Regions from separate parts of the Mus musculus genome. Here regions 1, 2, 3, 4, 6 and 7 are each linked to region 5. Evidence: chromatin loops called from intact Hi-C (ENCODE). Cell type or tissue: heart. All regions are shown on one strand. Region 1 has its middle 29 kb from the start of Gm30501. Region 2 overlaps Hs3st4 (heparan sulfate (glucosamine) 3-O-sulfotransferase 4). Region 3 overlaps Gm26974 (a long non-coding RNA gene). Region 4 has its middle 23 kb from the start of Zkscan2. Region 5 has its middle 3.9 kb from the start of Gm30560. Region 6 overlaps Hs3st4 (heparan sulfate (glucosamine) 3-O-sulfotransferase 4). Region 7 holds the start of Gm25759 (a small nucleolar RNA gene).

Evidence for each region. Hi-C counts contacts between places; a loop is a spot of excess contacts. Peaks named below come from ENCODE experiments on the same cell type or tissue, not always from the same donor. Only the 100,000 strongest peaks of a DNase experiment are listed, where the experiment ranks them.
Region 1: it touches region 5 in a loop (7-fold over the local background); 5 of 42 quality-filtered maps call a loop at or near these places.
Region 2: a loop joins it to region 5, with 20 times the contacts of the local background. A loop is called at or near these places in 13 of 42 quality-filtered maps.
Region 3: it touches region 5 in a loop (6-fold over the local background); 6 of 42 quality-filtered maps call a loop at or near these places.
Region 4: a loop joins it to region 5, with 9 times the contacts of the local background. A loop is called at or near these places in 15 of 42 quality-filtered maps.
Region 6: it touches region 5 in a loop (9-fold over the local background); 20 of 42 quality-filtered maps call a loop at or near these places.
Region 7: it touches region 5 in a loop (5-fold over the local background); 7 of 42 quality-filtered maps call a loop at or near these places.

Annotation. Positions count from the first base shown.
Region 1 is chr7:125,179,491-125,183,490 of GRCm38, reverse strand. No RefSeq gene overlaps it. Among named protein-coding and RNA genes, the nearest start is that of Gm30501, 29 kb to the left of the region's middle. In heart, a CTCF peak has its summit at 1,718 (motif pointing right); no DNase peak of the experiment used is centred here.
Region 2 is chr7:124,381,545-124,385,544 of GRCm38, reverse strand. The region is part of intron 1 of Hs3st4 (heparan sulfate (glucosamine) 3-O-sulfotransferase 4); the gene reads right to left. Among named protein-coding and RNA genes, the nearest start is that of Gm23168, 110 kb to the left of the region's middle. In heart, a CTCF peak has its summit at 1,897; no DNase peak of the experiment used is centred here; H3K27me3 peaks cover 484 bases.
Region 3 is chr7:123,962,513-123,966,512 of GRCm38, reverse strand. It overlaps Gm26974 (a long non-coding RNA gene), which reads left to right. Exons shown (of 4, transcript XR_003946874.1): 4 at 1-119. Among named protein-coding and RNA genes, the nearest start is that of Hs3st4, 18 kb to the left of the region's middle. In heart, a CTCF peak has its summit at 1,766 (motif pointing left); no DNase peak of the experiment used is centred here; H3K27me3 peaks cover 311 bases.
Region 4 is chr7:123,521,946-123,525,945 of GRCm38, reverse strand. No RefSeq gene overlaps it. Among named protein-coding and RNA genes, the nearest start is that of Zkscan2, 23 kb to the right of the region's middle. In heart, a CTCF peak has its summit at 1,557 (motif pointing left); no DNase peak of the experiment used is centred here.
Region 5 is chr7:125,392,045-125,396,044 of GRCm38, reverse strand. No RefSeq gene overlaps it. Among named protein-coding and RNA genes, the nearest start is that of Gm30560, 3.9 kb to the left of the region's middle. In heart, CTCF peaks have their summits at 1,967 and 2,168 (motif pointing right); DNase peaks (open chromatin) are centred at 2,194 and 3,234; H3K4me3 peaks cover 1,371 bases; H3K27ac peaks cover 1,260 bases; H3K27me3 peaks cover 273 bases.
Region 6 is chr7:124,126,891-124,130,890 of GRCm38, reverse strand. The region is part of intron 1 of Hs3st4 (heparan sulfate (glucosamine) 3-O-sulfotransferase 4); the gene reads right to left. Among named protein-coding and RNA genes, the nearest start is that of Gm25759, 17 kb to the left of the region's middle. In heart, a CTCF peak has its summit at 1,716 (motif pointing left); no DNase peak of the experiment used is centred here.
Region 7 is chr7:124,145,243-124,149,242 of GRCm38, reverse strand. The region is part of intron 1 of Hs3st4 (heparan sulfate (glucosamine) 3-O-sulfotransferase 4); the gene reads right to left. It overlaps Gm25759 (a small nucleolar RNA gene), which reads right to left and starts at 2,962; the gene lies at 2,834-2,962. In heart, a CTCF peak has its summit at 2,221 (motif pointing left); no DNase peak of the experiment used is centred here.

The DNA.
Region 1 (4,000 bases), 210 kb after region 5:
CTCCTCCCCTAAGCTGGACCATGGACACTGACTCCTCCCCCAGCTGTACCATAGGCACTGACTCTTTCCTCCCCTCCAACTGTACCATGGACACTGACTCCTCCCCCAGCTGTACCATGGACACTGACTCCTCCCCTAAGCTGGACCATGAACACTGACTCCTCCCCCAGCTGTACCATGAACACTGACTCTTTCCTCCCCACCAACTGTATCATGAACACTGACTCCTCCCCCAGCTGTACCATGAACACTGACTCCTCCCCCCAGCTGTTCCATGGACACTGACTCCTCCCCCAGCTGTACCATAGAGACTGACTTTTCTTCCCCTCCAGCTGTACCATAAACACCGACTCCTCCCCCAAGCTGGACCATGAACACTGACTCCTCCCTCCCACGCAGCGTCTTTGTACGTCCTTTCTGCCTCTTTACTTTTGTCATGATGGTCTCCAAATGCTGGAGAATTTCTCCCACTTTGGAAAAATCAGTTTGATAACCACGGTCCCTCCATGTCCCACTTTGCCTCTGTTGAGCTTCAGCAGCCGTCTCTGTACCACCTCAGGAGGTTTTAAGATCAGGTGCCTGCACTGCATCTGAAAACAATAAAAGAGCAGCGTGCTGCAGCTGAGCGGAGCCTGACATCAACAGGCTTCTGAGACGTCTCCCTGGTGTTTCTATAAGCAGCCCATGGCAGAAAGCTGATCTTTCATTGCCCCTCCCCCACAATAAAAACATCGATTTAAAATTAGCCTGAGATACTGTCTCTGCCTCCTTATCTTCGCAGTGGTGTCTGAAACTGCTTTGGAAATGTCACCAGTGAATGTCTATACCTTGCTGACCCTCCTGCTCTTCTGACCTGGTTGGTGGGCTCCTCAGATTTTCTCTGAACCTCACGCTGTATTCTCCCGATCAGCTCTTTCTCTGCTTCTCTGGTAGGCTCCATTTCTAGAGCACTCTGGGAATGGGTGTTCTCTTGACATCTCAGCCCCTCTTCCTGATTGGTGAGCTGGTCTATCACTCCTGGTTCAGCAACGACAGCTCCCAGAAGTCTACACCTTGCACTCCAGGACTCCCTTTTCTACCACATTTTGTGCAGCTCATGTGCTTCTCTCTAACTCTGGCTTCCTGTGCCCACTTTCATACCCCGCAGCTCCTACAGAGCATCTCCCTGTCTCCCCCTCACATGCTGTGAGTCACTGAGTATGAACATTCTAATGCCAGAACTTATTCTCACCGATCTTCTCCATCAATTGCTCAGTTCAAATCCCCATGTGAACTGCCCAATTGTTCTCTTGGTCCCACCTGTAGGACCGCCTTCTGTAGACCTTTCCCCACAGGGCTATGGAACAGAACTCTTTGTAATGCAAAACTGACTATAGCTTTACTTCCCTAAAGTCCATTTTTCAATAGCACAAATGTTAAAAGTCCAGGCAACTGAACATGTGTGTGCTTGAGACTCTGGACAGCTTATAGAAAAATACCAATAGATACGGACAGGAGATGAGAGGAGGCAGATGGATCGCATGCAGATGGATGACCGGAGAGGGAAGCAGTGTTGCACCGTGGGAGGAGGGGAATCTTCCCTGACTTTCTGAACTTGTGACTTGACTTTTAAATCAGGTGAAAGAACTTTACCAACTCAACAGCTCCGTCAGAAGATGTGCACAATTTCAGCTACTGTACGCTCCATTCCTTCCTATGGTGGTGATGCTGGTTATGTGCATGTCTGCCCACCAGGGGCCAGGAGTGGATAATGGATGACTCTGGCACATATGTGGGTACTTCTCTCAAGGATGGCAGAACCCAGAGTTGTTTCCTGCACCACCCTCTTCCTTCCTTCTCCAGGTCCAGGCTGTATATCTCACCCAAGTATTCCACAAGCTACCTCTTGTCCCAGCCCTCATTTTCTGTATTCCCTGCCCCACTCCACACTCTGAAGCTACCCTGTCCTCCCTGCAGCTACTGGAAGGAAGTTTCCATCTCTGTGCATTTGCCTCAGAAATGAAGCCTGGACATTTTCTATTCAGCCTTTAAAATTCTTCAATGTCAGCCGACACTATCAGGGCACCTGGTATCCCAGCTGATCTGACTGGAATAGCTCTGCTAACCAATGGGGAAGTTTTGTCTCATGTAGGTAGGGACTAGGTCTGTTCCACTCTGAGTTCCCGGTGCTGGGCAGAAGAATCTTTGGCCTTAACATATACTTGTGGGATAAATAATTAAACGGGCAAATGAATAAGCAAATTTAAAAAGAAGATGACTGTTGAAAACACCCAGGGATTCACCCTTCAGTCAAAATGAGGTACTTCAAACCGTTCTGCCTAGGAGTGTAGCAGGAGGGGGCCTTGAAATGGGTGCTCTCATTTTGACCCCAAATTGGTGATCTTTACTGGGCTCCAACATTATCCTGTTAGTTATGTTCTTGTGTGGCATAACCAATTCCTCCATGAGCCTACAAAAACAACACCCTGAGAGTCAGGTATCTTTTTTTTTTTAAATTTATTTTTTTATTAGGTATTTTCCTCGTTTACATTCTCAATGCTATCCCAAAAGTCCCCCATACACAGCCCCCCAATCCCCTACCCACCCACTCCCCCTTTTTGGCCCTGGGGTTCCCCTGTACTGGGGCATATAAAGTTTGCAAGTCCAATGGGACTCTCTTTGCAGTGATGGCCGATTAGGCCATCTTTTGATACATATGCAGCTAGAGACAAGAGCTCCGGGGTACTGGTTAGTTCTATTGTTGTTCCACCTATAGGGTTGCAGTTCCCTTTAGCTCCTTGGGTAATTTGAGAGTCAGGTATCTTATCCATACCTGTACCTGTAAGGTATTCTCGGGACACTGGAGATACCTGATAGATCTGTTGAACAAATAAATGGATCTGCTTTGAAACTGTGCAGCATTTGAAGGATCTTCAGTGCAGAATAGACTTGGGAACGCAGGCTTCAAAGAAGGCAAGGATTTAGGTGTACCCTGCTGGCTGATGCTGGGTTAAGACAGGCTCAAACAACCTTCAGGGAGAGGCCTCAGAAGCATAGCTACCACACATCTTATGTGCATATTCATTTGGAGAATTTGTTAGAGAGGAAGTCTGGGGAACTCATGGTAAGAGTTCAATGTGGGTTGGAAGTTAGCAGGAGCAAGAGGTGTGCACAGTGCCAGTTTTAAGTGTTTATTTGACATTGCTCAAAGTGCCTCACTGTATCACTCGTGGATTTGGCCTCTAGGATACAAATCATACACCTTTATAGGTGAAGAGATGGGTGCAGAAGGATGAGACAGCTTACCTCAGGTCACAGAAGCAGAGCAAGGCAAGGCTCCACCTTGCTTCTTGTGTTTCTCCATTGTTTACCCATAAATGACAGGTGGTCTGCCCCTCCCTCCAGTGTTGAACACCCCAGCTTCACTTCTAGGGCTTATCCCACCGCTGAAAGACTCTTTCCCCTTTGTATTTGGAGCATATCAAGTTTATTTTTTCCTCTAGGTTTTTTAAAATGCTGGTACATTTTACCTTAAAATGTGTGATGATGCCTTTGTCATCGAGGGAATTGACATAGGTATCTGGTCCCACAGGGTGACTCTAAAGTGACAAATCATTTGAAGTAACAAGGCAGACCCTGCATTTCCACTTGGAAGCAGTAAGTCAACTCTCCATGTGGCCTCAGTCCCAACCCTCCAAAGCCCTCACACCAGTGCTAGGTTGTGCCACTAGCCTGACGTTGGCATTATCTAGATGTCCAGAGTCCCCTTGGCATGTGCCACCCACTTTGGCCAGATTGAAGACACAAAGGAGCCCTTTCTAAAGCTTCTGGTAAGATGCTAGCATGTCTCTTGGGGGCTCAGAGCAAACACATCATCTTGCTGCAATTCTGATTTTGGGTAAACAGTGACAGAGGATCCTGAGCTTCTGATTCTAACCAGGGCCAGCTATGCCAGTGCTGTGTCAAATACTGTGCCAGCTGTGCCAATGCTGTGCCAGTGCTCTACCAGTGCTATGTCAGC
Region 2 (4,000 bases), 1.0 Mb after region 5:
GTTTACCCTCATCGGCAAACACTTCAATGTGGCATATACACCAGGGGAGTACCAGAAATACTTCTCTTCGCTATGCTTGAATCTTAAACATCTAGAAATCCTCACAACTCAGCAGGGCTTAGGCACCACCCAGGGCTCATGCTTCATGCTGCACAAATGATAAGTATTGCTTGTGTTTTCCTGTCCACTAATCTTTCTCAATATGACACTTGTCTTTAACATCAACAGACAGCCATGTGACAGGCAAAGACTTCTTGGTTCCATTCTATTTAGACAGCACATATGGACAGAAAGAGCTAGGGGTTCCACAGTCTTTTAAAAATGCATTTGTAAATGAGTCACCGCTAAATCTATATCTTTACAAAGCTGTCTGTGTGTGTGTGTGTGCGTGTGCCTGTTCATATGAGAGAGTTTATTGACTAACTTTGTACTCACTGTTTGGTGTTTGTGGGGTTGTAGACATTCCTTTCAATATTTCCTAAATTTACAGGTAGAAAAACATGGCTTTAAAATTGAAATGCCTCCAGCCTCTGTGTCTTCACAACAGTAACCTTTTCTCTAGCCCAGTGGTTCTCAATCTTCCCAATGCTCCGACCCTTTAGTACAGTTTCTCGTCTGACCCCCCCCCCCAATGATAAAATTATTTTGTTGCCACTGCATAATCGTATTTTTCCTATTGTTATGGATACTAATGTAAATATCTGATATGCAACTCCAGTAAAAGGGTCATTAGACCCCCAAAGGGGTCATGACCCACAGGTTGAGAACCACTGTGGTCTAGCCCTTTGTCCTTTGTGCATGGAAGGTCCTATCCAAATATCCTAAGAGAAGCTGTTCCATTATTTTGAATAAATTAGAGGGTAAAACACACATCACCTGCCCCTGACTGGGGATCCCATCTGGAATGTACTTGTCTAACATTTTGTTTATGTACATTCAAAGAGGGCCTCTCTGCAGAACCCTGCACACTGACTTCTATCTGCAATCTTATTTCCTATCCTCTGGCTCAGCATCTCAAAGGGCACATCCAACAATTAAGCACTGATTACAGAGGTGTCAGCTCGTCTGCTCAGGCCCTTTGTGCTCACAGTTAACAGACAGTGAGTGGCAGGATGGCCTCCAGGTCTCTCCATCTCACCTCTTGCTTTCCTCTCAGCTGTGTGTCAGGCTGTCACTGCCTCAGGAATGCTGCCACCCCTCCTTGCTTCTCACCAGCATCTGATTATGTTCCAAGCCCCATAAGCTCTTCCTAAGCGTACCCACCACTCTGATGAATGTCTAAGCCCTGCACCCTTAAGCTGTGTGGGTCCCCAACAAACCTCAACCTGGGAGGGAAGGAAAATGTGGCTTGTTTGTGATGGCAACTGCCAATATGCCAGGTTTTCATTCAAGTCTTGCCTTTTCTTGGTCTACATTTTGCTTTATTACTCCTGCCTAATAGTTTCTTTTGTTTGTCAACTTAATTAAATGAAAAGATACCTAGGGAATTAGTGAAGCAGGCTTCTAGCTGCTTCTATAAGAATGTTTCTAGAGATGATTAACTGAGACGGATGGCATGTTCTCAATGCAATTAGCATTGTCCCATTGGCAGAAGGTATTAAAAATGGCAGAATGTGCCAGAAACGAGAGAGAAGCTCTCTTTTTAGTTGTTGGCCAGGGCTTTCTAACAGGCTTCCCAAAACATACAACCTATTACTGTTGCCCTTGGTTACCCTCCAGACATGGAACGTAAGTATCTATTGGTAAAATTACCATATACTTCAGAAACATGGCCCAAAGGCCCCTGAACTCGACTGATCTGAACAGCCCTCCATACGGATGAGCTTTCATGGAATCAGAAGGGGCTATGCAAGATTACAAAGGTGGGAGAAAATCAATCAACAGCCCCACCTAGCTATCATACCCATGAACTGCATCAAAATAGCATTTACCCTATAGGTAGCAAAGTGATGCTAATATCGTGGTGGTAACAACTCTCTAATTGGACTTAAGACCCACTCAGTAAGAGGGATACCATGGACAGTTATGGAAACCTAGCTAATCACTCAATGCTACTGAAGTCATGATTATTGGGGAAGAATCTATAATCACTATTTTATTAAACTAGCATAATCCCTAACTACAACCTAAAAACATTTGTTTTTATACCCACATATAAGTGTAGTCTTCATCCCTCATCTAGGAATCTTCTTTCTAATATATGGAGACCACTACAGAAAACTACAACCAGTCAAAATGTAGAGTTGTGGAGTGTAGTCCAAGTGGATGCATCTGCAAAACATTCCCATAACCTAAAGCTCAGGGAATATTCCAGAAAAAAAAAAGGCAGAAAGATTGTGAGAGCTAGAGGATCAGGAAGATTGCTCTGAGATTGTAACTTCTAGCAAGTATTAGAAGCCACACCAGCAAATTCTCACCAACATGACTGCATAAACATGAGATGAATGAGGAAAAAAATAGACATGAGAAGTGGATGAGAAGAAAGCTCACAAGGCCTCAACCCAACACATAGAACCACAGGCAACTGAGTAAACTGGGAATGGGAGAGGTGGCTTTCCCGCTGGAAAGAGCATAACAACTGATTGTCCAGTGCCTGAAACACATAAAATCCACATTACATATACTCAACAGGTTATATTTAGGAACACATATGTATTTGCATATTTATGCATACAATAATAACTGATAAAATAGGGCATGAATTTAAGAAGGGCAGGGAGGGGTACATGAGAGTGGAGGGAGAAAATGGAAGAGAGCAAGGGAAGGGAGAAACGCTGTATTTAAATTACAATCTCAAAAATAAAAGAAAGAGGAAGCCTGCTAACCCAGGTGTTCTTAAGCCCTGCTTCATAAGCGCCATGACCTGAGCGCTGTGCTCCTCCATGCCCTCCCTACCATTCGACACCAAACCCTCCAAAACCATGTGTTGAAATAGATTGATTTCTCGTTCTTTTCACTCTTGTTTATTGAAGCAGGCTCTCACGTAATCCTCTGGTTGGTCTAAAAGTTCAGAATCTCCTGTCTTGGCTTCTCAAATGATGAGATTACAGATTTGAGCCAGTGTTCTTAACTAATCTTTCTACTTTTTTAAGTGTCGGGCATTTTGCCAGTGACAAAGGTCTGACTACTACCCTCACTACTTTGTGACCCCATATGCTCTTTAGGTTGTGTCTATATTTTGTCAGTTTTTTGATTTGTGGGTTGAAGCATGATCATTTGACAGATGTCTGCAATGTATTCCATCCAATCAGGGAGATTAGCTCTTCGCCTGGCAGGCCCTTTGCAGTAGTCCTTCCGAGGCAGCATCTTCTATACTGGGATGATAGCCCCCTTGCTATTTCCACTGCCTAGGAACTCTGGCTCTGCTGTATGAAAGACTAAAGGAAAAGCACTTAACCACCTCAAACCCCAGTTTTCTCATCAAATAAAACAAGGATGGACAGCAGGAGCAATCAGAAATGTTTTATACAATTATGATGCACTTCTCAGTACACCTCCAAGGAATTCACTGCTCACCGCAAATGCAGATCGCTGTTGTTTCTCCATAGGAATCCTATCTCTTCATTGTGTGTTCTCAGAGAATGACATGGTAAGAGTCATGCTACTAGTGAGGTCATTTGGTTTCTGCCTCTTTGCATCTTTAAAATGAATCTTGGCTTTTTGTAAATAAGTTATCTGCGTTTCTTCTGTGTGGCCCAGGGTATCTGGTCAGTGAGATGGTTAATGTTCATTGAATGCACTTGATGTTTTATCTATGAAAGTGTTGCTGGGGTCAGTCATGCCTGGCTATGGAAGCTTGTAAAATAAGTCAAGCAAGATGGAGGCACCTGTCTACATCAGTAACAGGTGTAAGTGCTGCTGTGAAGCATAGGCATGTTTTGCCAGGAACTGTGGACCAGTTCTGGGGTTTGGTTACAAGTGAGGCATAGAATGAATGAAACCTACAGGCCCCCTCTGGTTCCCAGCAGCCAGGGCAGTAGGGACAAGTCTCCGACAAAAA
Region 3 (4,000 bases), 1.4 Mb after region 5:
AGCAGCCTGAAAGTCATGACCACCATACCTAATATTAACCTTTTGTTACTCTAACTGTGCCAAACTACTGCATTTTCACTAAACTTTTAATAAAGTCCATGATGTATGCACTTAATTTATCACTTTGGTTTTCTATTTCTTTAAGAAACTTTTAATTAAAGTAATACTTACATATAGCAAAAATGTTTACCCACTTTAAATTCTGTGAGCATATTCCCCTTTTAAACTCATCAACTTTAAAGAAGGCAGGAGAAGCAAGCAGTGTGGTGACACAGGTCTTTTACCCAAGCATATCAGAAGTTGAGGCAGGAGAGTAGCCAAGCTTAAGGCCAGCCTGGGTTACAAAGGGAGACTCTTTCCAACAAACCAAACAAGCAAAGCAAGGTGGTCTGAGCCAGATGCTTTTAGCTGTTGTGTCCTCTGGAATCACCAGTATGATCCTCACAGCAAGTCCCCACTGCTAATGAAGCTGGGTAGGTAACCACAGTACTAGATTTTAGTATAAACAAAAGACCCACTGAAGAAGACAGGAAGGAGCTGCCCACATTTCACCTCCCAGCCAAGCAACTCGGGTGGAAAAGGAGAAGGAATTAAAGCCACACCTTAGACTTGAAACTCGGGCCCCACGGGGTAAAACCAAATACAAGACCCAGACCTCGATTCCTAGATCCAACACCAATGGAAACATGATACTGGAATTAATGCTAACCAAAGCTGACTGACTACCCCTCCTCTCACCTCCAACCACTGGCGGCAGAGGGAATCAGCACTCCACCTACAGGACATTAGAGCAAGGTGCTGATGTTCAGTAAGTGCCTCTTGTTGTAAGACCCAGAACCGGGCGATAAACAAAGACTCATACACCCGGGGAGTAGTTTGTGGATGGAGCCTCTAGACTGACCTACATACCAACAGGTGGACTTGAGATTCTGTCTGGGTCACCACCAGTGTTAGAGGTGGCCTCAAAAACATCAGACCCAAGGCTGTGCAGGTCCTTGTGGCTGTGAGAATCAGGTATGATCCCAGCCTTGGGCTTCACCGCTGTCCAGGCTAATGGTTACAGGTGAAGTCTCTAAGCTTACCCTGAGATGCAATGGACACTATACTCTTATAGCACACGTATTTGGTTTGGTCAGCTACAGGTCCGTATCAGCCCTAATGGCCAGCAGCTCACGTTCACCAATACTTCAACCTCAGGTGTGGTAGCACAGGGCAAGAGCCTTTCTGCTGGGGCTAGGAAAGGGCAGTAAACCTGGAACTTTGGCTTGGAACGCAAACTGGGTTGGTAAAAGCAATACCAGTCAGACCCCATGGGGCTTCCTTCCCAGACCTGCTGAAGATGAGCCCTCGGGACCAGCCTCGGTGTTGCAGCCCCTGTCAGCTGCATCCGTTTGCACTGGGACACGCAACAGACAGGCACTGTGGGTCCTACATACATTATCATCGTTGGTTCGTTCTCAGTCGACTGTGGGCTCAGGGTGCGTCCCAGCTGTGCAGCACTGGTAGCATAGCATGCAGAGGAAGCCGATCTCACAGTTAGTGACTGCCCAGTGCAGGCTGGTGTGGAGACAGTGTCTAGCCCTACCCTACTCCAGGGAGAGGCTTTTGGGCACAGATTACCCTCACTAGGGACTCTTTCTGCAAAGGTCAATAGACCAACTGTGGATTTAGGACAACCCTCAGCTAGGATTGCCTTCTTCTGCTGAAATTATGACAGCACACCAACAGCCAACTTACACCATACCCGTCTCTAGGGCGCCATCTAGTGTCTAAATAAGAGAAGTGACTATAAGGCTCAGACAAAATTGATTGGCCTGCTTAGAATTTCTGTAAAGGAAGCCATAAAGATAGGAGTTAACACCCAATCTCCAGACAACATCGCACACCAACAAGCATCAGGAGCTCCTCTATGGAGGGATGACCTCCCATAACAGTGAGAATGCACTTACTATGCAGACATTTGGATGGAGAATTGCATCACCATCTACAGACACCCATTGTCCCCTTCTGATCATTCTCCAAGTTTCCCTGGCTCTGCAGCTTTCACACTGACTAACTTATGACTTTTATGTTCTTTTCTATAAATCTAACTCTCCTGATATTACTTGTGTGTTGATACTAAAAATTCAACAAATGATTCTTAAAAGTAGCAACCTTGAAGGTTGTAACTGTACCAACATTGTCATCAAGTAATTTGAAGAGATCCACTGAGGAGACTCTACTGCCGGAAAGTTTCCTCAATCCCATGGTTTAAGTGTTTCCCCTCAAGCACTGTTTAATTTTACATGCCTCTTCTGCACTGCCCCAAATCTCCCGTTCCGTGCATTCCGGGTTCGTGTTCCTGGGGAGTCTCCCCGTCTTGACATCCTCATGTGCTGTATTTTAGCAATGTCTGTAAACAGCAAACCACACATTTTAGAATATGACTTTAAATTATTCTTTCCAAGACTAGACTGAGTCCTGCATCCAAGGTTCAAAATTACATACACTGGGAGATTTGAAGGCGCAATGTCACCATCTCCCGGTGTCTACGGCTACTGATGAGAATTCAGACCGACTCTCTTGTCATTGCCAGTGAACTTTCTTTCCACACAGGAAGCTTTTAATGCTTCTTCTTTCTCCTTGAAATTTTGAGTTTCCTCTGGGTGTGGGGTTTTTTAATGCATGTGATTTTTCTTTGAGGCTCATTTCAAACCAGACATTTATACCTTTGTCTCAGGGAAATTATTTTCTAATAGGCTATTGAAATGTCCATCTTGTGTTGACTTCATTCTCTGCATCTAGAACCACAGTAAAATAATGAGAGACATCCCTGCCACTTTGTATTTCCCTCACACTCTCTTCGGTTGTGCGTGATTCCTTCCTCCCAACATTGCTGGCACAGTCATTAACTGCATTCCTTCCCTTATGCGTCCTGTCTGCTGGATTTTATTTCCAGTGACAGAAAGTACTTTTAATTACTAGGTTCACGGTCCTACCCTCTTCTTGCTCTGTTTTCACAGCCATGGCCTGATCTTCCATGTGCACTATCCTAAATCTCACTGAAATCATTCATGATTGTCCTAATTATTTGATTTCCTGGATGCTCTTTATTTGATAAAAGTATAATTGTCTGGTTTGTTATTCTTGAGGATCCTGTTGTGTGATTTCTTTTCCTCGCATCCCTGAGCTGTCTGCTCGTTCATGAATACAGGTCAGATTGCTTGCACATTCTTGTGAAAGGGCCCAGGCTTGCGGGTTATAGAAGCAGGTTACATGGTGCATGCTGTCTCTGCTGCTTCAGGCTACCAGACTAGACATGAGAGTGACATTGGCAAGACTATGCATCTACCAACCAGCCTGGTAGCTGGATGAGGTCTTTCAAGTAAGAGCTGTCTAGCTGGTCAGAATCACATACCAAATGAAGGGCTGCGGTTTGAGGTCACTAATTATTGCAGCGCTTTGCTCTGGAGAGGTTAATTGATGCAAGCTCTAGGATATAATAATGTTCTAGTTGTAGATGCTGTGGCACATGAGATTGAAGGCCCTGCTCTCATATGATAATCATGGTAAGACAGGTGCATTGGCTAAAACTGTGAAGGAAGGTAATTGAGATTGTATGTGAAAGCCATGGGTAAGACGGCACCCAATTTAGAAGCTGCAGTCAGAGGAAATGTCTGTGAGTGGGTGGAATCGAAGCTGAGGCTTTAATGACAATGGAGAGGTGATCATGTAATGGTTCAGAGACAGAGTCTGTCAGAATGAAGAGTAAGTGTAAAGTCACTGAAGAAGGAACATCACCGGAAAGGACACAAAGACCAATGGGGAGGGACCATGAGAACAAATAGAAATACACCCAACATAACACAGTATGCAGAAGGACTCAGACTACAATTAACATATTATCTCCATATTGGTAGCATCCCTGTCCTTTGCGAAACAGGAGATCATCATTATCATTAGTATTTTTTATTCACTTTATATCCTGATCACAGCTCCCTCCCTCCTCTCCTCTCTTCCC
Region 4 (4,000 bases), 1.9 Mb after region 5:
AAGAAGGGAGATTTTTCCTAAAGGAAGCCTGCGCACCATCACTGGAGGGGAGGTTACCAGGAATCACCAGTTCTGTGAAGGATGGTCCAGCACAGCGCCCAAGCCCACATGCGTCTGGCCACTGTCACCGTGTTCCTCCAGAGCTAGGTCTGTAACTAGACTTGTGGGACTCCTTAAATCCTCTAGGGAGATCACAGATGCTCTGTGGAGACAAGTGAGATGGGAGCAATCAGTGCACGTACCTGGGGTCAGCCCAGGGTCAGGCAGGCAGCTCTGCTGCTGACACTGAACGACTTGCCCATGTGCCTATCAGTTAGTTTCTGCACATCTGCACTGGCCTCTATCAGATAGCTAAGTTACTTCTGCTCTGCTCTAAGTGTCTCTCCACAGGCACACTTGCGTGGCCAGCACCAGCCTACAAGCCTATTTCAAATCCCTGCTTGCATTTCACCTGCTAATATACCATCAGCCAAAGCAAGTTACAGGGCCAGCCCCAAGTCAAGGGCAGGCGTTGATGTCTCACCCACAGTGAGAGGGCATAACACGGTGCACTGAGGCCAGCTTCTGCCTATTATCAATTTTGCAGCCTTAAGGATGCCTTTTGAATAACAGACACCTTCTCATTGTCTGACTGGTGAATACATTTTAAATGAGGTAAAACACAGCTTCTATAAACCATTCCAAGAGCCCCTGTGGAGTAAAACTGAGGTGTCTCAGCCAGCCTGGCAGATAACTGTGGAGGGACAGAAATTCAGCGGAGACCAGTAGACCCTGGTCTATATTGGAAATGCCACCTATCTGAGCCCAGCCCAAATTCTAGAATCAAAAGCTCATTAAAATGCTAGTTTGTTCCTTACAGTCTCGATGTCTTTCATAAGCAGAGCTGTGATGTAGTTCCATTCAACAAACAATTATTAAAGTGCTCACTTCTCACCAGGAGGCTTATCCTCGGCGGATGACACAGAATGGAGACATGATCTGGGAAACGGTTCTGACTTTAGGAGTTTACCTTCTGGGTTAACCACCTTCTTTTTTCAGTTATAAAGTTTAATCTCTTAAGACTGGAGAAAAGTAACAGTAGTGTACAGTCTCTGCCCTGGCTTCCTTTCAAATCGAGATATAGAGTATTGAAAGGAGTTAATTTTAAAAAGGGGTGGGGGGTTCAGAGTTAAGGTCTGTGACTTAAGATCTCACACAGGTAAAAGAATGAGCCACGTGACGTCTGAGGGAGCAGCCTTCCAGTGTGAGAAAACCTCACAGCTAAGCTCCTGGGAGTGGGCTGCAGCCCATAGAATATAAGACCAAAGCCTGAGAGGAGAAAGGGAAGCCAGACTGGGTGAGGACCAAGAACCCACATGGAGTCTTTTATGGGTCCGTGTAGAGTTCTAATTTTCTGACTCTGTTGCTGTACATCTTTCAAGAAGGTAAATTTACATGCAGAGACCCCAAGCAGGCAGCAGTCCAGAGCTGCTTTCGCTGATTCTGTTATCAGCAGACAGCAACGTTGGTGGAATTTGTTGGAAAGAGCTGCCATTTTTGGGCACAGGCTGCCCTCTGCTGTTATGTTTTGGATTAGCACCCACAGACTCACTGTCCCAGTCAGGAGGTTATAAGATCATCCACGGCAAACTCAAAACCCTGAGAGACAGCATTCTCCAAACACGATCACTGCCACCTGTATGTTACCTTTTGAAGTTTGTGGGGACATTTTGTGGTGCTAGGGCCTGAACCAGGGCCTTCTACATACTAAGCCAGAGTTCTACCCCTGAGCCATACCCCTAACCCCTAAGACTTTGTATTGTTACTAGCTCCCAGTAAAACTGAGGAGTTTCAGAGATTTCTCACAACACCCACCTCTATGATAATCTTCATAGAGGATTGGATTGTCATCATGGATTTAAAGTCACATAGCAAACAAAATTCCTGGGGCTTGCTGCCCAGTTAGACTTCTTCATCAATGAGTTCAGAGTTCAATGACATGCCTCTCTCTCTCCCTCAAAAAAAAAAAAAAAAAAAAAAAAAGGCTGGCCTGATGGTGCATTCCCATAATCCTGGCACTTGGGAGATGAAGGCAAGAGGACAAGAGGATTAGGAGTTTGAGGCCAGCCTTAGCTGCAGAGGGAGTTTGAGGTCAGCCTAGGCCTTGCTTAAGGAAAAAAACAGCTTCAAAAAAGCAAACAACAACAAAAGAACTGTGGGGAGATTTGGAAGACGCCTGTGCTGGTTATTCTCCTGTTGCTGTGAGAAAACACCATCCAGAAGCAACTTACAAAAGGATGTTTATCTAGATTTGTGTCTCTGCGTAGGTCATCTGTTCTCCTTGGGTTTGCTGACACTAGAATAGAAGTGGGAACAGCAGGCTGCAGGCACGGCTGCAGGGGTGGGCAGCTGAGAGCTCACATCTTGAACCACAAGCTTGAAGCAAAGAGAGCAAACTGGAAGTGACAAGACATTAATCTACTAAATCCTGCCCCAGTGACACACTTCCTTCACCAAAGCCACACCTCCTAAACATCCGAACTGGGGGATCAAGTATTGAAATGCCTGAGCCTGGGGACATGTCTCACTCAAATCAGTATGACACCATCCATCTCTGACCTGCATAAGCATGCTAATGCCTGTGCACTTGTACACACAGACACAGAGACACTCACACACAGATACAAATGCACACACAGAGACACAGAGACACACAGATACAAACACATACAGACACATACACAGATACAGAGAGAGAGACAGACACAGACAGAGAGATACAAATACACACCCAGATACACACACATAAACACACACAAAGAGAGACACAAATACACACACAGACAGACACACACAAAGAAATACTCACACACAGATACAAATACACACAGACAAAGAGACACACACAGATACAAACACACACAGACACAGAGATACACACACACTCACACACAGATACACACACACTCACACACAGATACAAATACACACATAGACAGCCACAGACACACACCACACACAGATACAAATACACACACACACAGACAAACACATACACAGATACAAATACACAAAGATACAGACACACACACACACACCTCCACAGTTTTGCCGGGAATCTGAGCAGGAATTATACTGTGTGTTCCAGCTAGATGACATTCCACAAAATGCAAAACATAGCACAGTGTGGTGGTGCATTCCTGTAATCCCAGCACTTGGGAGGCTGAAGGAAGCAGATTGCAAATCTGAGGACAGTCTCGGTTAAAAAAAAACAAAAAAAAAACAAAAAAAAAAAAAAACAGTCACTCATTTGTTCATTAGCACCTTCAGATGGAGCTGTGTGGGCATCACAGGCCTATTTTGCAGAAGGAAAAACTGAGGCTGAGGGATACTACAGAGCATGCACTTTGCCTCCTTGACCAATGCAGGGGGGGAAATCACAGTAAGAGTCAGAACCTTGTAACCTCTGCTCAAGTGCAAATAAATCACAGGGTGAATGGACGGCTTGCTCCACAAATTTGAAATGGCAAATCCAAAATTAAAGCTTAGCATGCATCCATCAAAGGAGCCTCACAGTTTGTCCTGCCCACCCTGGGTCTCCACATAGCCCATGAGCGACTTTGGTTTCGGGTGCGAAGGCTTCACAGCCATCGGCAGTGGGATGGAGAAGCACACAGGGGATCCTCGATGGCGGGCGGCTGTCACACTGGATGTATTTGGGTAATATTCTTAATTTGATCCACGCTTCCCTGCTGAGTGTTTCCTGCTCCCCCTCCATCCTCCGCGTTTTTCAGACGGCAGAAATGTTCTATGGCCACGGCCTAGAATGAGTTTGTTTGAGCGGAAAATCCGTGAGGAAAGAACATGGACCCTCTGCTCTGTAGCCGGAAACTTCTCCTAAAACTCGGAGGAACTCAGGTGAGAGAAAGCCTCTGAGCCAGCCCAGGCGGCCAGGGGACAGGGCAGGCCTTAATGGGCCTGAGCATCTATCTGCCTTGGGCACAGACCACAAAACCTACAT
Region 5 (4,000 bases):
TGTCATCACAGTGTATGTGCCACTCCCAGTCTAGAGCTGCTGAAGGTGGAAGGTTAATGACCTACAAGCCTCAGGTGGACCGAGGGGTCCCGAAGGAAAGCTGACTTGTCTGATAACACCTGTGAAAGCATCTAATAAGGAGATCCACAGGCCAAACCCTCTACCATGTCCTGACTGCTGGGGAACTGACCCCAGATGGACTCTTCCAGCCCTAACCTTCCCCATTTTCCATACTATAAGACCTCAATACCCGCCCCCCCAACATCATGTGAGCACAGTCTCACCTCTATGGAGAGGCTGCAGACCTCCAGATGTTTTGGCTAAAGAGCAATTGTTTCTGGAGATGCCTGTCTGCGATCTTTTATTTCTGTGTTGCCTCCATTGGTCCCTAACAGAAGAGGCGAGTGATCTGAGCTGACATTTTCTTTGCCTCCCTGGCTACTATCTAGGGAATGTGTGTTGTTGATGCTGGAAGCTGGATTTGGAGGCTTGGTCCCCAGCCTGTGAGTGGTGCTGGAAATTTTAGAAGGTGGCCCAGTGACATGAAGTAAGTCATGGGGGTGTGGCCTCTAAATAGATATTGGAGCTCCCAGTCCTTCAGCCTCTGTCTTTTGCTTCCTGGATGTTCTCTTTTGTCACATGTTCCCACCACAATGTGCCAGCAAGCCGGTGACCATGGACTGAAATCCCTGAAACTGTGTGCCACAAAACCCTTTCCTCCTAAAATCTTGGTGCCCCACGGAGCTGTTCACCTTGGTTTTAGAGCCTGGAAATACAGGTTTATCAAGAGCATCTACCTCAAAAGCTTACTGCAGAGATCAGTGGTGAGGATGTAAACAAAGTCAAGCGCTGAGCACTGAGAGAGCTGTACAGTCACTATGATCTCCCGTCTAGAGCCAGGGTCAAGTTCAAACGCCTTGAGGGATGGTCCTCATTCTCTCCTAGCTTCCTTGTCTAAGACTCCAGGTATGAAGAAGGGCCAGGGATGGGGCGGGGGAGCTGGGGCATAGTTGTAAACTTCTGAGTTCGAGGCGGCTTCCAATAAGAGCTTTTACATCGGTGTCCCTAGGCCAGGCCATCTCTTAGTACATAATCTTGTCACATGCAAATGTGCAGCCACACTGTGCATTTGCTGGCTGATCTGTTTATCACAGGTTGTTACTAGTTAGTGTTTGCCACGGTCTGGTCTCCTGGCTCTCTAGCACAGCCTGGCACGGAGGAGACACTCTCTGAACACTCTGCTGAACGGATGAAGAAGCTGGGGACTCCATGCCAGTGGCAGGCTGTGCCCCTTGATGTGGAGGAGCACAGAGGGAGACGACAGGTGGGAGGGACTGTGATGTCATCAGCCTCACCCACAGCCAGGGTCATCCCGGGGTACTCACTGGCAGGGTCACTTTGGAGAGAGCCTCCAGACACTTCCCACATGCTTTGTCCATGAGGCAGAGCCGAAGCCTGAAGTTCTACAAGGTCCAGCAGCTTAATACCCACTTGTTAGCTGGGTGCCTTTAATTCCTGAGGGTCTCTGGTTCCTCCTTGTGACACGGAGACACATAGTACTAACGTCAAAGATTCTGGCCATGAAATAAGCTCACCTATGCAAACAGCCTGGGAGGGGAAAGTGCTCAGTCTGGTATTGCTGTGTCCTGAGGCCAGGCTGCCCTTGAACTTGTGGCTCTATTTCTGCTTCTGCTTTCTGAATGCTGGGTTTGCAAGCGAGTATGAGCACTGTCATTCCCAGTGATTCTCTGGCACCACCAGGCCTAGGCTTCCTGGCTGCCTGAGACTTCTTCCCCGCAGCCTCCACATTGGACTAACCTGGCTCCATCTGGCCGCTGGGCTGCAGCAAAGAGCTTCCCTTGATGCTTCCACCAGGACTTAAAAAAAAAAAAAAAGGAAACCCTTTCTTGGATTGCTGCCCGCGGCAGACACAGTTTAAATTAACTCAAACCATTTTCTCTCCCCCCCACCTTTACTGATCCGTTTTCACGGAAGGGAATAGGAAGCCTTTTCAGAAAAGAGCGTTAGGAAGCGCTTATCTTTCTGCTCTCCAGAGGATGCCAGGGCAGGAGGTCCTAAGGTTTGTAGCGAGAGCAAGGAAGTGGCTTTTAAGGAGGAGTTTTCGGGAACTCGGTGCAGCGCACATCCCTAGGGAAGAGTGCAAGGTCCCGCCACACCGCCGCTGCAGTGCCACATATGACCGCTAGGGGGCACCCAGGCCTTATGACTGCTAGAGCCTGAGCGGCGTCCACGAGTTGAGACTGCGCGCGTGCTCAGGTTTGCGAGCCTGCGACCAGAGCCCGCGCTTGCAGCGGCGTCCTAAGTCCCTAGCAGGTCTAGCGCGGAGCCTCGCGCTCCTCTCCCTCCCTCCCACCCCATCTGTGACTCATTTATTCGGCTTTTCTCCCTTTGTTTCATCGAACCTATGTGCAGCTCCCCTCCCTTTCTCTTTCCCTTCCTTCTCCCCTCCCTCCCTCCCTCCCTCCCGTCCTCTCCCGATTTCATTCCTCCATTCCCTCTGCACATCTCTTCACAGTGTCTTCCACCTACCCATGCACCCTTCCGCTCGCTCTCGCGCTCCCGCCTTTTCTGCCCTCCTACTCTCCTCTCTTTCTGGATTTGGCCTGAATAACTTCAGATTTCCTGCCAGTCGACTTCGGGTAGTGGGCAGCTTTTCTGCGCCTTAGACCAACCTTCGCGGCTCCGTGAGGCTGTGTGGTGAGGGTCCGCAGTGTACAGGGGACAGTGCATGGCTCCCTGGATCCGGACTCCAGCTGTGCCTAAGCTCTCCAGAAAGCTTTAAAACATTGCTGAGCTCTGGGCTAGGTTGTTGGATAGTAGATAAAGTACCTGTTGACCAAGTGGGAGTCCCTGGCGTCCCCCCCCCCCCCCAGCACCACAAACACAGTTTTAAGTTTTGGGAGTCCTGCGCTCTCTGCCCCCCCCCCCTTTCCCCCTAAGGCACAGCTTGTAACATAGAGTTATAGTTGGAGGCTGAAAATGATTTTGAGTGTTGACAAAGGGTGTGAGGGGAACCCATTTGCTTGGGATTCGGATTCAGTGCTGCGCTCTTTCCACCCTGTTCCAGGAATTTGCAGGTTTAGCTCCAGTCTCATCTCCTCCACCCCCAGGCCAGCACCAAGCAGCAAGGCTGTGCTCTGGAAGGCCTGCCTGTCCTGGCCACATTCCATTAGCAAACAGCATTTCCTCTGTTCCCCAAGCTTATCTGTGGGTCCTCTATGGTGCTGGGGGTTCCCAGTGGGCAGAGCTGGGGTAGGACACCGGAGGCCTGGCCTGAATCTTTGCCCTCTCTTTCCTGCTAGTTTTGCCACGAGGACTTCTTTGGCTCAGAGCCACCCACATAGTTGCCAGGGGAGAAACTTCCAGAGCCGGGCCCAACAGCTGTCTTGGAGGCCTTGCTGGCCAAGACTGATTCCTGGGTGTGGCTGCTCCTCTCTTGGGAGGAAAGTAAGTAGTTTTGGGGTCCAGAGTCATCTAATGAGTATTAGAAAAGCAGATAGGGGTGGGGTGGGGGCTACGACTATTTGGCCTAAGAGGTGATGGGGGTGGGGCGGATGAGGGAGAAGTTGCCAGTCCTTTCCAGGTGGGAAGGTGCAGGTGTGAGTCCCAGCCAGAGTTTTCAAGCTGTGCTCCTGTGACAGAAACATTTCAGAGTGGTCCCCGGTATCCTTTGCATGGTGGGACAGGTCCAGTATAGTCTTTTCTACCAGAACCAAGCAAGCAAGGCTTGGGAAGGCTTAACGAATTCCATGAGGTCACTGTTCTAGATGGTACTATTGGCATATTTTATTCTTTTCCTCTTCCTGAGTAAATCTCACTTTCCAGCCGTTTGCAGTTAGCTAAGACTGTTTATTTTGTTCCGGCAAAGGGAAGTGGAGGTGAGAGTAAACCTTTTCAGTCCAAAACAGGAAACTTCCTCTGTGTTCTCCTAGGCTCCCCCCCACACCCCCGAAACTGTTGTTTGAGCCTGGAGGACATC
Region 6 (4,000 bases), 1.3 Mb after region 5:
ACTCTTTATTGCATCAATGGTAGCCCTAGTAGGTTGATACATTATTTCTTTACAGCACTCAAAGCATTAATGTACTAATAAAATGAGTTAATGACCCATTTCAAAATGCCCTTTATGGAAAAAAACTTTTTTTCTATTCCAAAAAAAAACTGATATTACATTATTTTTACCATTATCATATGATAGAACCTGATAACATGAGAACCCTAGGCTGCTAGGAAGTTACATAGTGACCAACAATCTATTTGTTATTGCTTTAAAAACAAACAAAACAAAAACAAAACAAAACAAAAATCCTACAAACTGTCAAGATTCTAGCCTGATTCCACAGGTCCACACTGTGTGGATTACAACTGGCCTCTTTTTGAAATAGTCAGAGAGAATCTTGAGCCCACTGAAATTTCTACAGCAATAACCAAAGCTTTCTGCCAGATATGTGTAACAACTGGTTTCTCAAAAACCCTTTTCAGGACATTTGTGTCAGAGGAATTTAAAGGAAGGGAGGCAGGCACCTGACCTCTACAGTCTCTGTTACGTACCAGTGTGCTATCAGGCATGAGCAGATGGTCAAAGATGCCCTGCCATGTTGTAAGAGAAAAGAACTGAAAATAATGTGTAGGTTTGCATTGATCAGTGTGCATAGTGTTACTCAGCGGATCAATCTGAACCCACCGTGGGGTCACAGCACAGAGATGCTGTATGGTGGAACTGTTAATCAGACAGTCTCATCTCTGCCTGTACTTTCTGCTTTAAAACCATTAGTGTTGGTCTTTATGTAGGGGATTGAATCCGCCTTAAAAGAGTCCAGTGCAATTCCATCAAAGTAGATGCTTTCTGGCTTTTGTGGCCATACCCTTGCCTAGAAAATTAGATGTTCCCCCAGAAGGAGCATGTCAAAGGCAGGACAGCCTATCCAGACCCTCGTGTGGTTGACTAGACTCCCATTTAACACTTTATCACACAGTAAACACTGCAGGGCTGTATATGCTGGTCAGCAAGGCCCCTGAATTTGTATAAACACTGGAACGCAGCGCCATGCTTCAGAAACTGCTTCTTTGTAACAGAGGTAGAAGGACAGAGCTCACCGACTTACTGAAACTGCTGGCTGCCAGAGGGTGCAGGGTCGCTTGCCTTTGCCTGTTAATCTGTCCTCATGCCTAGCTGAGGAAGCACAGCAGATTCTCCTAAACGGATACAACTATTCAAAAATTCTTTTTTTAAAAAAATGGGGAGAGAATAGAGTAACAATCTCATTATTTGCCTCTGAGTGGCAATGTATGATTTCTCTGCCAGACAGAGGGTCACCTGTAGAAAGGGAAGAGGTTTTCTTTTGTGAGGTTTTATGTGATGCCCTGATCCTATCAGATATTTCTTCCCAAACAGCTATATTAATAATGAAGTGATCTGTTCCCTGCATTCTATAGTACATTAGGTCTGTTCTGAGAGGTTAATCTTTAAAGACTATTTAAAAGGATCAATACCAATGCAGATATAGACAGAAGCTGGATTTACATGTCTGATAGTTGGACTTCAGAGCCTTTTAATGCAGGCTATTCCTGCACTCTAGCTAGGCTTGAGAGCACAGTGCTTGCTGTTACCTGACACTTCAGAATGAGTGGGTTCCTCAACCTGCTAGATCCCCCAACCAAAGACTTAATTTCACAGTGCCAAGGCCAAGTCTTTCCTGTTTTATTTATGTAGAATAGTGACACCTAGTGGTTGGGACAGCAAATCCACGAAACAGAATTCTTTAGTGGCAACACCCACTCTTCCCTGGGATTAAAACAAAAAGAATCCCCTAAGGGGTTTGACCCTCTTCTTGGGCAAGCAATAAGGCACCCAATGATACATGCTGAAGAATAACCTCGCTGAGTTAGACTTCTCCAGATACCCTGGAAAAAAATGGAAAGCTAGAATCATGCCCAAGAAAGGGAGGATCCATGGGAACTATGGAAGGATGAACAGGTATTGGTGTTCTAAAAAAAGAAGTAGGAACCAGTGGGGCCACCACAGCTTCTAAGTAGTCAACTGAGGACATGTGAGGCTTGTCCAAAGACTGTGGATAAAACTGCATGCTGAGGATATTGTATCAATAATGAAGATGGAAAATGGGCTGCGAAGATGAATCACAATCAAACATTCCCTCCGCTCTGTCTTTAGGCTGTGGATCCTGAGAGCTGAAAACTATTATCCTTCCCTTCTGTTAGAGTCAGCTACATCTGTCTGACAAATGCCAGGTGCATAGTAAATGCTGAGTAAGAAGGGGAAAGGGAGGGAGGGAGGTAAGGAAGGAGGAAAGGAAAGAAGGGGCAAGGGAAAGATGGAAGGAGGGATGGAGAGAGAGAGGGGGAAGGAGGGAGGGCGGGAGAGGGAGAGAGAATATAAATCAGGGCAGATAAGTACGACTTCTGGGAAGACTAGGCTACATCAGATAAGAAATGCATTCCACTGAGCTAAGGCAGCTTTTAGCAAACTGGATGTAGGTAAACAGTGATGGTAACATAGTTGATAACCACCATTCAAAGTTATTCCTCCATTAGCACCATCATTTAGTGTGGAGACAAAACACAGAGAGGAGCTGCAGAATTGATGGTAACTCAGATTACCTGGCTCCAGAGTCCTGTTCCTTCCCACCCTGATATACATTGTAATAAAGGAGGTCAAGTTCAAGAGGACTCCATTGGATCAGAGAGGCAAATCAGGACCCTCCTACAGGGGTTCTGCTACACAGGGAGCCTGTAGTTAAAAGTCACATAGCATCTCAGATAGGTCCAGGAAGGCATGAAGCCCTTCCCCATCCTACTGACAATGGACTTTTATAAATTTAACATATATTATATGAGAAAGATCTCCCTCTGCTCATTTCTCTCTATTTTATGTCTACTAATATGACAAGTTTATTTTTACTAATTATCTTAATAATAAATATTTGTGGGATACAGAGTAAAGAATCAGATACATATAATTTGATAAATTAGGAACACTAACAATTTTGTGCATATACATTTAACTATCACGTTTACCCTGCAAATATTCATGATACTTATGGGATAACATAAACTGTACTTTTTAAGACAGGTTATTACTTTGTCATCCAGGCAACTTCACGTTGTTGATGGAGCCCAGGCTGATGAGAAATGTAGGACCCTCCTCCCACAGCTTTACAAATTCTGGGATTAAAAAAAAAGTGTGCCAGCATGCCTGGCTGAAAAATATGTTTTAAGGAGAAGAGGAAATTATAAATACTTCTAGGTCTTTTAAAGAACAAGATCCTATCATATCCTAAGAGGTCTTCAGCACTGTCTGATGTGTGGAACCAATTATTTCTTTTCTCATATTCTCTCAGCAACAACCATTTAAATCCAAGATCAAACACATGCCAGGGCAGGCCCTAAGCCTGGATGCAGGAGAGTCAGGATTTTTGTTTAGGTTTTGCCTTGTTGGTTTTTATTTGTATTTTTCTTGTTTGTTTATTTGTTTATTTGTTTGTTTGGGGTGGGTTTGGTTTTCTTTTAAGAGAGACAGACAGACAGACACACAGAGGGAGAGAGAGAGAGAGAGAGAGAGAGAGAGAGAGAGAGAGAGAGAGAGAGAGAGAGAGAATGTGAAGTCGGGTGTTAAGGAGGTGTGAAGGACCTGTGAGGAGCTGTAGAAGAGAAAAAATATGACCAAAATGTATTCTATGAAAAATTCTTAATTTTAAAAAAAATAGTAAAGAAATAATTTCCATCTAAGTCCGTAACACCAGCTTGGAATGCCTTCCTGGTGTCTTGATCTAAATAAGAGAGCAACAAATGCCAGGCACAGGCTCACATGTGGGGTTTGCACTGGTGTGTCATCTGAACATGACGGGAGAGGAAAGGGATCCAGTGAGCTTTTGTGACCCAACAATACTGTGAAAATAAAATATTTTTGCCTTCCCTAAATGAAGTCAGCTAAGAAGAAAACCAGATATCAAGTGCCATTCAAAAACTCCCCCAAACTACAGAGTGAAGAAACC
Region 7 (4,000 bases), 1.2 Mb after region 5:
CAAACTGATGTTTGCAAGCCAATCAAACAGTTTGACTAAACTTCTACCCCATTCTTATTTCTGCCCTCCCCCCCCCCCAAAAAAATCAGTGCCAAGCAGAGCTAGGGGATTCTGGCATGCTCTCACCCTGCCAGAGCTTGCCTTCATTTACTGACTTCTCTTCTGCTGAGAACTGAAACTCAGCACTGTTTACTCATGCCAAACCACACAACTGACTACTATTCCGACAGCTCTACAAAGTCACCGAGTTGCTTGAAAAAACAGAGGAATGGTGGGAATGAGCAATTCTGGTATAATTAATTCAGCTCAGATATGAGTCCTATTGGTGTAGACACATCAGTAATGGCCTGGGCCTTTGTTTCCTGTAAGAATTATTGCAGCTAGCATCACCCCATGATCATATTATTCTGCTCTTTGCGTATAAAAACACTCAGCACATGAAGGAGATGAACATTTCTCGTTGATTCAGCCCCTGAATGAAATTGCTGTCCAAGGCAATGCATAATTTTGATGCAATTCTCTTCTTGATTCTCAAGTTGTGGAATCTGAACAATTTCAGTCATTTGCTTAACAAAATTCCCCTAAGCTCTAAGAAATGTTAGCATATTGGTATATAACCTATACGCATAATGAAGATGATAATAAACACCTACCCTACCTGGGTATATTTACCTTTTTCAACTTTTATTGTTTTTATTGTGAAGTTCACATCATGGACCCAATCTCATTCATCTTCCCCTCCTCTCATACCAACCCTCTACCCATTCAACTTCCTCCCCAACAGAGAACAAGAAATCTTGTTGTGGAAGCTGTAGTGTGTTACAGTATATCCCACAATATACTCTTTTGTCCACACTTCTTTGTTCACAAATGTTTATTCTAATGACTCGCTGGTCTGATACAATTCCTGTGGCTTCTGTTATTCTATCAGTACCGGAATATCACTGGGACTCCTTTTGGTTACCCTATTTATTGTTGCCCTGTGTCATGGAGATCCTCTAGTATTGGATTTGTCGAACCAGACCCTTCGTACACTCGAGCAGTTCATCGATGGGGTGGATGTTGTGATGGGCCAATTCAAAGCTCTGGATCTGGGTCTGAGAAGTGTCTTAGATGGTCAGACCACAAGCTCTCCTACTCTCATGCCTTCAGGACTAGTTCATTCAAAAACCCTGTAACTAGGGCCAGCTCTACCTTGCTGCCCAGGTTAGGTACAGGGTCTGTTCTCCCAAGTATTGCAGCTGGTGAGGCATGTGGAAAATCCTATCACTCTTATAACCCTGGAGCTAGCTCTCCAGGCTGCGATATGTGGTGAGGGACAAGTGTGAGGAGCGGGTGTGGCGGCAGTCCCAAAGGCACCAGGGACTGCAGCTAAGTCGTATGACCTGCACCTGACTTTCTCATATAAGCCACAAACATCTTTAGAGCTGCGCAGGTGTACCAGGATACTGGTGAATCCATTTTGATGGAGATATGCCCTGCTGCCCTGATTAGCTGAAGCTGCGTGCCTGGTGAGGTGGCGTGGCCTGCTGTGTGTGGATGGGAACTGAGAGTATAAAAGAGTGAGAGGCCCAGGGTTCGGGAGATATAAACAAGAAGAAACAGGACTGAATAAACGTGTGCAGAAGGATCCTGTTGCAGAGTCGTTCTTCCTGGCCAGTTGGGCGCGCGCAAGAGACAAGGGGAGAAGGGTGTCTCTCCCTCTTCTGTGCCACAGCCCAGCAGACAGGAGGCAGGGCGAGCTGTCTCACACTTATGTCCTTGGGGCTGTCTCACCAGCAGCCCCCACACCCAGGGCCAATTCTACTTTGCTGCCCAGGAAAGGTGCTGATCCTGTTCTCCCAAGTGTTGTAGCTGGTGAAGGGCAAGGACAGCTCTCCTGCTTTAATGACCCCAGGGCCATGTCTCCCACTTGCTGTAAGTGGTGAGGTGTGAGGGGAGGAGAGTATATTTCTGACATACACGCCACTGCAGGGAGATAGGTGGTAGGTCCAGCTCTCCCATACTCAAATCCTCAGGCCAGCTAATCCACAACTCCCATAATGGGGGGGGGGGGTGCACTTACCCCATTACTGCAACTTGGAGGCAGAAGGGCAGGGTCAGCTCTCCTGCTTCCATGCCTCTAGGGCCAACTATCCCATGATGCCCAGGTAGCGAGTAAAGATAGTTCTGCACAACCCTCAGACATCAACATCTGCCTGGCCTTCCATGGACTCAGATGTGACCCCTGGTGGCAGCACAGACCAGGACTTCACCATGGTCCTAGTTGGCATCACCAGCTACTCACAGTTGACTTTTCCTTATTACCCTTGAGTCTCCAGTTCTACCTCTCTTCTTTGTGTACACATCCTTCTGTTTCTCTTTCTCTTCCATTTCTCTATCACTCACTCCTTTTAGTGGTGCCTGCGGTATCTGGCTCTGGGGTTGTCTTAGGAGTGGTCTCAGAGGTGCTATACCCCGCTTGTGCATTGTGTCATCTGGTAGGGGTCACCTCGAGCATGGTCTGAACCCCCAGGCCTGTGTGGTGCTGGACTAGTGGTCATCTTGGGCTAGCTTTCTGTCCAGGAACCCTGCTACCAGTTTGGTGGTTGTCCTGGGCTCACTCCTCACACAGCTCACCCAAGTGAGTGGGCCTTCGAGAGGGTCAACTGTCTCTGACTCACTCCCACCCAGGGCCTGTGGTCCAAAGCAGTTCTAGTTTCCAGCTTGCTTCCTGTTCTGAGATCCCTGTCTGGACTGCTGGTGCCAGACTGGTGGTGGTGTCAGGCTAGCTCCCTGTCTAGGTCCCCCGGAGCTGGACTGGTAGTGGTCTCATGTTAACTTTTTTTCAGGAAATGTTAGGCTACTCATTCAAATGTTCATAGGTCAGAACACTGAGTGTGGACATGGGTTTTTGCCTCTCTGCCACCTACTGATGTACTCATGACGCAGCAGCCACATTTGAAATGTCTCTAGGAGCATGTATTTCTTACTCTCAATATAAGCATTAATTATATTCTTATATATTATTCTTAAGTGGTTGGCTAGGACCTCTCTCCAATTTCCAATTATGTTGGTCAAGAAACCCAAGAGACTCTCACAAAATGTACATACCTCAGAAAGTCTTGAGTGCCTTGAGTGGATCAAAGCTGGTAATTCAGACTGCAAGGGCTAAGAATGACCTCTGGCCTCTGGACCCACTCTTTGGGCCTGATTCTCTGTTGCACCATTCCCTGGCTCTAGAATTCTGGAGACGTGATTGACCTCTCTGAGTCTCCACTATCTCTTCCGCACAATGGAGATAGGGACAGTAGTAGTTTCATGTGGTCTTGGAGACTTGATGTATCTGCTCAACAAATGAAGATCTATAAGTGCCTCTGCCATCATCTTGGAAGTGACAGGCCATTTGGGGTTTAAATGCAATCTGACATAATCTGTTTTATTAGAAAAAAGCACACGGTTTCCCGTTTTGCTGTGCAAGGTGGGGATGAGGGAGTGCTAGAAACACTGAATGGATTTTCTGTTCTTCCTGAGTTGTATGTGTCTGGGTGGTAAAAGGCAGAGGAGCATGTAGCACAAAGTTGATTCATAGATGACCCGATTTATTACATTAGTAACTGGAATGTGGAGGCTCTGTGGGTCAAACACAGTGTGTACATGGGTCCCTGCAGGTAGAAGAAACGACCAAGTTGTGAATCACATGAAGCCTTCCATGTATAAAGGGATCAGAAAGAAGTCATCCTTGGAGAGAGTTGGGAGAGTAAGTGAGGGCAAGAGCTTCAGGAATTTCAAAGGAAAGAGAGTCCAATAAAAGGCAAATGGGAAAGAGGATGTAAATGAAGGCCACAGTGGTGGCAGAGTAGAGCAGGGCAGAGGGCAGCGGGCAGAGGTGGGGTGGCATTTATCATGCAGACTGGCTGTTTGGCTAGTTCTAAACATCTAGCCTTATCTTGCTGAACTAAATAGAACTGATTCAAATCCCAGTTCTACCAGCCTCCCAGTTTTACATGATGGGCCCTTT